2 separate regions of the Homo sapiens genome follow, and region 1 is linked to region 2. The links are chromatin contacts, found by Hi-C in ENCODE. All regions are on one chromosome and are shown on one strand. Each heading gives the region's core, a stretch centred on a gene start or an enhancer-like site at or near the end of the contact. The rest is flanking DNA. Distances are from core to core; before and after follow the strand shown.

What was found. A loop is a pair of places that touch in the nucleus more often than their neighbours do.
Region 1: a map of ascending aorta shows a loop between it and region 2 (2.6-fold over the local background). The contact joins two enhancer-like sites. A Hi-C loop is called at or near these places in 2 of 168 maps with a recorded cell type or tissue (ascending aorta and endothelial cell of umbilical vein).

The regions. Positions count from the first base shown.
Region 1 is chr2:144,995,942-145,000,827 of GRCh38, forward strand. All of the region lies in intron 3 of TEX41 (testis expressed 41), which reads left to right. Among named protein-coding and RNA genes, the nearest start is that of LINC01966, 120 kb to the left of the region's middle. Within about 2 kb of position 3,266, at least 4 of the 41 ENCODE cell types and tissues checked have a DNase peak (open chromatin) inside an H3K27ac peak, as active enhancers do; they include ascending aorta, where a contact is called at or near this core.
Region 2 is chr2:144,447,724-144,452,663 of GRCh38, forward strand. All of the region lies in intron 2 of ZEB2 (zinc finger E-box binding homeobox 2), which reads right to left. Among named protein-coding and RNA genes, the nearest start is that of ZEB2-AS1, 69 kb to the right of the region's middle. Within about 2 kb of position 1,313, at least 14 of the 41 ENCODE cell types and tissues checked have a DNase peak (open chromatin) inside an H3K27ac peak, as active enhancers do; they include ascending aorta, where a contact is called at or near this core.

The sequences.
Region 1 (4,886 bases), core at 2,016-4,515, 550 kb after region 2:
TTGGTTTATTTCCAAATCCAAATAAAAACAATAAGGTTCACCTATTGGCCAGTGATTTATTAAAGAATCTGACGATGTATCTAGAACAACTTAGAAGGCTGTTTTATAGGGAGTTATTCTAAAGAAATTATTTGGAAGTTGTCCGTCTTGAATTTACAGCCAAAATTTTTATTCCCTTTGTGATCTAAGTGGAATAGATCCATCTTCTGCTCCAATTACTGGTCAATATGTCAGTCAGATCAAATGCCACTAATAAGATGCTAAAAAGTGCTTTTGAGGAACATAGGGATTTCTTTAATAAGGCGTGAAGTATTTTTTAATCCGTTTCTTCCTTGTTAAAAGCCTATGATTCTCACAGATTGTTCTGTCATGATGTGGTTTTGATCCTTTATGAGAAGGAAAAACACATGGTGGAATTCTGAAATATAAAGTTAAAAATTGAGTCCAGGTAGCCTCCTCAATAGCAGCCCTACTTGAAATCTTGCGTAATAACACGATCCCTTCTGGAAGTACTGTGACGAGCAAAATGGGGAAGATTTTTAAGGAAGCCTGTGAAAATATGTGGAAAACTCTTTTCTTTATGAATTAAATTTTCAGTACTTGCTTTTGACTTATAAAGAATTAGGTTTCTCATATTCTGAATAAAGTCCACAAACTCCAGAATACCAAACCAATGAGTAATCATGGGAACTCTATAAAAAAACAAAGATAATGTTGCCCTGGAGAAGAAACTGCCTTTTTTAAAAAAATTTATTTAATGTGAAATATCATTGCTTCAGGGCATAAAAGCAAAATGACCAATCTCTGAATATTTCCAGTTCCCTCATTTATCTCATTATTTATCAGTCTTTCTTCCCATCTGAGCACAGCAATTAAAATAAATTTAATTCCATCATAGCTAAATGGAATAGGTACAACAGTGAGAAACATCCTAAGAGCAATAGCAAGGGATAGAGATAGGTAGTGGGTGGTGACAAGATCATAGCCATCTGCCCGCTGCATGGAAAATGAATTGGAGAAGGGTTGGGGTGGGGGGGTGAAACTAGAACAGATAATGTACTATCACGGGCCTCTACATGTGGCACAGTGGTGGCTTGGATTAGGGTGGTAGAATTGGTGATAGAATTGAAATTGAAAAATACTTCATGAGTAAAGGTGTAAGGCATTATGTTGGGTTGGATATAGGGCCGGAAGTCATGAGCATTGCTTTATATTCTTCAGTAGATGGGAGATAATACTGGAAGCAGGTCAGGTTGGAGTGAAGAAGATATAGGGATAATAATAACAAGCTGGTTTGGGACATTTGGAGCATACTAAATCTTTTTCTCCTTTCTGTTCCATATTCCATCCACATTGTCATGTCCCCATAAAAGGTAAATAAAGAACCACCGAGGGTGTGACCCATATCACTCTATTTAATCTCAGACTGGCAGAAATATTAAAATTATATTTCCTTTATGTGTGTATGTGTCTATAACACACAGATAGACACACCTAGCTATGTACATCCCTATTCTGTCTGTGTAGCATCATGATGAAAACAAAACAAAACAAAATTCCGTATTTCTCAACATCCCATCACTGTTATGTTAAAGCATTGAAAAATTTCATCGTGGTGCTTTTCTCAATTAATATTTATAGAGTTGATTTTATGACTCTCTCAACAAAGTGACCAAAATATTAGTTATATTTACAATAGTTATAAATAAGTGCTTAGATCCAAAATCACACAGGAAAAGTCTTTGTCTTATTTTGTGTCATATTCTCCTTCCTCCTTGTCATTAAATAAAAATCTCAATAACTGTCATTTAACTAATGGTTTATATAGGGAGCCTTCTTCTTAGAATTGCCAATAGTCAAATAGATCTTGATAGCACTTAATTTTGAGTATTTGGGTGCAAGAAGTTCCACAAATGGCTTTTCTACTCATATTTTTAAGGGTTTCCTTCTCTCTTCCAGAGACTGTTTCTTCTGCGTGAACTGTAAAAGGACCTCTTATGCTTTATCTTCAAGCCCAGCAATGAATGTAAGGTTCAGAAAATTTGACAGATATCCCCCTCCACGACTTATCTTTTAAATGAAAAATAAATTTAAGAGCAATACCAAATGATTTTGACCAAGTTTGGAAAAAAATGTACTTGTTTAGATCTGTCTTTGCTGGCAAAATGATGGAAATTTGTGGTAAATATTTGAATACCATTAAGAAAACCTAATTTGAAGATTCAGGCTCTCATTGTCTACTATATGATGTGCCTGCTCCTTGGCAGAGCATTTAAAGTGTTCCATAGCATACCACCAGGCTACTCTTCTATCTTTATCCTTGTCCATGAGACAAATGAAACTGCTTGTCATTCTCTACTTTTCCTAATTATGTTCTCTAGACCTGAAATCTTTTGCTGTCTTACCAGATCACTTTCTTTCTCACCTTTCGTTCAAAACTCTCGTATTCAACACTCTCCAAATTTTGATGACTTTTCTTTCAAGGCCTGTCTCAAATGCTATTTCCACCATAACAGTGTTTTGCTATTTTTCTTAAGGCATTTTTCATAATTTGCTACTTTAACTTTGTAAAACTCATGCTTATTCCTGTATTTGTTACTCTGCTTATTGTAGTGACTTGCACATGTCATGCAATCAGTAAATATTTTTTGAATTAAGTTGAATCACCCCTGCTGACAACTCCTATTTACGTAAGACATTGGGAAATTATTCAAATCACAGAATCATCTTGTTTGCATCGACAAAGGTAGTCTACCGGGCTCTCTCCATTATATTGCCTCATTAGGCCTCATTCACCAAACATGAGTTGAACACCTACTAATTGCAGCATGCTGTGTTGCTCTGTCCTGTAAACAGGACCACGTATAATTACATAATCATACATCAGGAAAAATATATAATTATGTGCATCTCACATATTCAAAATAACTTTCTAAAATAAAATAATTAGACTAACTTGATATCAATTAAATCTTGTCCAAATAAAGACTGAATATTCAGCTTTGTTCAATCTCTTGTGAATGCTGATAAAGAGAGTCAATCTTTCCACTTGAGAAAAACAATTATCACATATCTAACCCAGGCACTCATTTATTCAATAATTTTCTCTACCAAAATTCATACGTAAAGAAAAATGTGTTTCATCTCAGCACCTTGGTTGGTTTTCAAAGACGCTTATTAGGATTTGGTTTCACAGTCTCTGATTTTAGATAGGTCTCTTAGGATTGGTTATAAGAGCTGAAGCCTCGGAGGCAGCAAACAATTGTGGAAAATCTGTGAAGTAATGTTGTCCTTGCAACATTTTCCGGCCTACTTTTCAGGACCCATGGGATTCAGATAAGCACTAAGTGTGTGTCCAAAAAAAACCACTGAGGTTTTTAAGCCACTGTCCATCCTTAGTATAACTTTTTCATGAAAAATTAACTTAATAGAATACACTCTTTTTCCATGATTAAAAAACTTAAGAGATCAGGGACTACCTGGGCATGTGTGATCTGACAATTCACTGTTTTAATTTAAAATGTCCAGGCAGTATTGCATTCATAAAATGACCGCACTGATATGTAAGCCAAAAAGCATAAGAAGTGCATTATGGGTAAGAAGTTTATTTTTGTTATTCTTTTGAAATCTTCAGCTGGTATTAAAAACAGATCTTTTGAGCTAGAACAACAGTCGTACAGGTAGACTTCCTACTTTTGGAAAAGATCTGGTCTTTAGCTTATGGGAACCGAGCCGAAGCAGATGTGAAAAGTTCAACTAAAGGAAGAACAGATTAAATGCACTTTTGTGGTTGAAAAACCAAAACAGATGTTATTATTAAACCACAGAAACCTGGGTGCATTTAAGTAACACTAGGTGTCTGAATTTTACATTTGTATTTAAAATAATTAAGGCATTTTAAAGCCACAGAGGCTATTGTGTGCTATCAAACTCTTAATGTTCAAATCAAAAAGTTTGCATATTAAAAAACTCTCAGAAATATTGAGTGTCTGCCATTGTGTTTGTCATCATCTGAAAATGAGAAAGAAAGCATCTGACAATTAAAAACAAAACCTTTTGGTGATGTTTACATTATTTTTCAAAAGCATTTTGAAACCATTCATTTGTGTACTTTTGTTTTTTACATCTTTAGATAGCAAGCAACCCTGAAATGTCTAGATTACTGTTTTTACAATGTAAATCTTAGAGAGATTAAGTCACAGAACAGAATTAAGATGTTGCCAATATATGAATTCACAGGCCGTTGTTCCACTAACTGGAATACTTCCCTACTCATGACAGCCTCTACCATGGGATACAAAATGGTGTGGGAAAGCAAATACAAATCAAAATTGTCCCACACATTCATGCCTACACTTTGATATTTAATTTTGAATTTCTCCATAAATTTTGTTCTAATATGCCCTCTCTCTACTTCAATCCAAAGAGGTTAAAAGTCCAAATCAAAAGCTGTTGTCCTGTGAAAAATCCTGTACTAGAGAAAAGCCAACAGAGAGAGAGGGGGGGTGGAAAAAGGAAAGGTAATAGTGATTCATTTCATAGTTAGATGCCCTCAATCATTAATCTAGATATGTTCTACACACTGGGCCAAAAGGGATGCATTTAGATAAAATGGACCTTAAGGATGTAATCTTTTACCTCTATTTGGAAAAATAAGTGTTGCATAATGTGGGATGATTTATGAAAGAGCTGGGAGGATGCCAAGCTTCTATATTATGTAGTCTTTGAGTATTGGAAGTGGAAGAATTTTTATTAATTATCCATTCCCATTGGAAGAATTCTCTTTTCCACTCTGGATCTCAAATTAGGAAGGAAATGAGGGTGACTTATAAATTGTTTTGGATTTTTTTTTTTTTCAAATCACACATGCTTTTTATCTCTACATG
Region 2 (4,940 bases), core at 63-2,562:
CCCTTCTGACGGGCCCATCTAGCCGCTTTCAGGGCCCAACTTCAAATAGGAAGTGCAAAGAGAGGAAACAACCTTGCCTAGAAGCTGGGGCAGCTCAGCCATGTGAATGCTCCTGCCTGATAGACATTTTATATTTCTGTAGGTTCTGGGATCAGGATGCTTCAATTTGAATCCAGCTGACTAACTTCCTAACTTGTGACTTTTGTTAAGTTATCTAACCTGCCTCCATGTCCTCCTTTATTAAGTGGAGGACAAGAATATCTATCCACTGGGTCAGTGGATGGTTGTGAAGGTTACATGTAAAGCACCTAGAGACCAGCTCCCAGAAAGTGCTTAGTAATAAATGCTAGGTATTATTATAATTATTAGCCAAGTCTAGGGACAGTTTTTTGGTGACAGTGAGTTCCGTATCATTCTTTCACATGCTAATTTTGTGACAATCCTATTGTGACTTACAGTGGTAAGATTTTATTTTTACTCCGTTTCTAAGTTGGATAAAGGGCAATGCAGGGCATTGAAAGGTCATGACATTTAAGCATGAAATATATAATTTAGGAGTTTGGGGGCACCTGCTGTGGAAAGGGGGCATCCCAGACACTAAACTAGGTTCCATGCTGCCACCCTATGAGGTAGGCAGCCGGACTCCATTTTACAGAAGAAAATGCTAAACGTTCAAGATGATAAAGGACTTACTGAAAGTTCACGCAGCTAAGTGGTGAAATTGAGTTTTCCACTTTTCATCTGTCTCACCTCAAAATGCAACATCTCTCTGAACGCTGCATCACACTTTTCAAACTGTGCATGCAAGGTACATGCTAAAAAGGGCCTTTATGGTTTTTGACATTTACGTTGCACACATTCAGAAGAGATAAAAATAGACTCCATGCTGCTGATATAATTACTAGAGGCTATAAAAGCCATGCAAAATCTGGAGAGGGGGCGTGGGAATAGTCAAGGAAAGAACATAAACAAGGGAGCAGTGACATAAACTAGGACTTCATGCCATCCTTAATTCCTTCACAGAGCTCCACACAGTCCTACAGCGTTCCACCATGTAAAATCAGGCCTTCATTTTGAACTTGGAAATCTCCCCACTCGCAGGCAGTGGCAATGCCAGCAAGCCACAGGTGGGCACCACATGAGCAGGTGAGAAATGCCACTAGTAAGGGGAGGTTGAGGATCTGGTGCCTCTAAAAGAGCACATCAATCCTAATTATCCTGCGTGGGTGTACCACTTATGTCGTACTTAGGTACTTATTTTTTTTGTCAGGCAGTTTAAGAGAGTTTTAGGCAAATGAACGTCCGTGCCTTGGAAATCCCTGAGAAGACGTGAAGCAGCCTCAGAAAGAGAAACTGGCTGAGCTTTCAGCCTGCGCACGCTGGGGCAAGGAAGCTGCACTACACTGAGCTGGCATAACTGCCCTTGGCCTGGCCGGCAGCATCTCGTCCTGCAAACTGAGAGAAACCTGAGAATGAACTTCTACACTGCACCTCAGAAGGGAGCAGGCGGGAGAGGAAGCCGGGTTGGGAAGTCAGAGTAGAATCTGAACACAGAAGACAGGGGGAGCTATTCAGGAAAATGTGCTTTGTTATTTCCTTCTGGCACCTTGCTCATTACCATTCTAATTTTTAAAATGCAAACTGAAACCCATACTAACTTTAACATCCTAAATGACAAACTAAAAGCAACACAGCTCCCCCTTCCACTCCAGTAACACCCCTCATCCCTAAAAAACAACAATGCTAACAAAACCCATGAACACCTATAACAAGTACAGCTTTAAAATCCAAATCCTTGCTTTTCTTGGCTTTTAGGTTGAAAGGTAGTGGAAAGTGGCTGAGTAAGACCCCGTCAGATTCAGTGCAAGGTGAAGACTGGTCTTGAAACTTTGTATCTTCCCTTCTTGATTAGAATGAAGGTAGATGCCTTGACTCAGAATTGGTGGCTGTTTTAAAAGCTGGCCTTGCTTTGGACCATTGTTGGGACTGTCTTCTTCAGCAAACAGTGATCATGAAACCAAATTCAGCTTTCTTCAGGAAAAGGACAAAAACTGGGGTGAGATGATTTGCTAGCGGTTACCAACTGAGTCGGGGCAGTGTAAATATTAAAACCTGCAGCCCTTAAGATGTCCAGCTTAGTACAGTATAGGACTCACACAACTCGGATTCAGAAAAGTTGCCAAAACTTTTAATGCTTTAAGAAAGAGGATGAGTGACTTTTGGGTGTTTCAGACATACAGCCTTTCTGATTAGCTATTTTAGATGGCGTGTAATAGACTTGAGTAGTAAGCTATGTTGTATTTATTGTATTAATTCCAGTGGTAGGTATACCTGGAATTAATACATTGTATTACCACTGGAATTGTATTACCACTGGAATTAATACAATAAATACAACATAGCTTAGTACTTAATAAATTGTATTAATTCCAGGTATACCACTGGATCTACTATGGAAAAGTGTTTGAGTGATGCCCACCTAATATAGAAGAACTTGTCATAGCTCTGATGCAGCGACAATTGACCACTTGCTTTTACATAAACACTAGGAAGAAAGGCATGGCATCAAGTGTTTTGAGAGCTGAATTACATCAATATTTCCTTTTCAGAAAATCTAAAATTATTTCAATGCACAAAAGGTACATACTGAATGTAATTATAACTCTTCAAAAAAATCAATCTCTTTCTCTTTTTAAACTTACATAAAAATAAATTATCTGACTATTTTACCTTTGGATTATTCTCTCTAATCAACACTCTGATTTAGAATAATGCAAGAAAGTAACGCCTTAGTGTCTTAGTACCATTTATTAATTCCAGGTATACCACTGGAATTAGTACAACAAACAAATACGAATTCTACTTTCCAATCTTTAAAATAAGAATCATGCAAAGAAGTGTGTGGCTTACAACTGCATGTTACTTATAGCAGCTCTGAGTATGGTGCTTTTTTTGTTTTGTTTTGTTTTTGAGCTGGAGTCTCACTCAGTCACCCAGGCTGGAGTGCAGTGGCATGACCTTGGTTCACTGCAACCTCCGCCTCCCGGGTTCAAGCAATTCTCCTGCCTCAGCTTCCCGAGTAGCTGGGATTACAGGCGCCCACCACCACGCCTGGTTAATTTTTGTATTCTTAGTAGAGATGGGGTTTCACCATGTGTTGGCCAGGCTGGTCTCAAACTCCTGACCTCAGGTGATCCGCCTGCCTTGGCCTCCCAAAGCGCTGGGATTACAGGCATGAGCCACTGTGACCAGCCTGGTTTATTTTTTTTAAAGTTAGCTCCTTCTCTAGGCAGTGCCCCTGGGTCTCCGGAGTGGACAAGTGATTTTAGAAACTGAGAGTGGGGGAGTCATAAAAAAGGAAGAGATTGGGAAAATACGGAGGGATAGAATATGTAAAAGAAAACACATTTAAATTTATTACTACACATGAGATCATATTTCTGGCACTTTGTAGAGGTCCTATAGAAGCTGTTAGTTCCCATATAGAAATACTAGAGTGAATAAATTGGTGTTAAATTTAAATCTACTTAGGAAGTAAAAGTCTATCTCCATTCCTGGTAAGATTCTCTTAGGTAAATCTGGAAAAGAGAGGTCCAGTGCAGAAAAGATTTTTCTAGTATTTCATCCACTGTTTTTTCGGTATAAATGAATTTGTGCTTAGGAAAATAAATATCCAGAAGGGACCTGCACATTGTATTGACTTAGCGTCTCTTAAATTGGTAAGTTAAAGGTGTTATTAGGCCTCATTAAGAAAAATTAGTATTTATTTTTCTTAGGTGTAGAAATGATTTGAAGGTGTACTAGGAAAACTTGGAAATTTTGGTTTTTCCATAGATGAATATTTACATTTTAAAACTTGGAAATCCTAAAGGATAAGCATCTTGAATGATGCAACTTCCCCTTCTGTGGTTCATTTGGGAAGCTAGCAATACTCTTACCTCCCATTGCAGTTTCAACAGTGACACCTGGAAACCTTTGTCCAATCTTTGTTATTTTGCTGTATTGCGAGAAAGTTTATATTCAAATAAGCCTTCTATTTAATTTGGAAAGAAGTTGTTGTCTTTTTGCAGAAACTTTTAACTCTTGGGTTTTCTATTTGTCCATATGGACACATCGGTACGCATGCCTATTACATATGCATTACATGTGCCTGGACCATATTTTACAAGGTCCATGAAGCTCATTTTGATTAATTTCTTTGTCAAGCTTTTTAAACATAACTATTTTTTTTCTCCAAATAACATCTTCCTATGTGTTTGATAGTTGTGGGAGAGATGAGGAAGTTATGAAGACTGCGTGGTCACCTCTCAGCAAACCCCCCTTTGACATATCTGGGGTCCACGGCTAGTTTCTAATGAGCTCCACTCACTCGTACTGTATCTTTGCTGACTAAAGCCTTTTAATGTTATTTATTCACAATCACCTCTGCATTTAGTCAGATTCAGAAACTTCAAATGCCACTTTGGACCTGATATTTTCTTGTGAAAAATGCCTAGACGGGTAGGAAATATGCTTTTGAATGTGCCACAAGTTTCCGATAACTTTTCTGTACCACATGCCACAAATCTGTATGATAATTCTCTCCTATACGCGGCTGAAGTAAGGGGGGAAGCTCTGACTTAATGCCAAGAAGAAGAGGGTGAACCAAGGAAAAGGAAAAAAAAAGTCAAGGGGTGCTTCTAAGGAGAGGAAACAAATAGTGATGCAGCACAGATATTATAGATAAAGTAAATACAGCATCACCACAAAAGGCTAAACACTTGTTAAACTGTCTGGTTTTAGAACATTTCAGCCATACAACATTATTCAACTACTCATCACTGTGAGAACAGGCAATCAGGAAAGCTAATTTCTTAATTAGCTCTGCTCCGGCGGTAATGATTGCAGATCGTGTCAACTAAAATCTGTTTGGATTTCTGTAAATTGGAGTCCGACAAGCC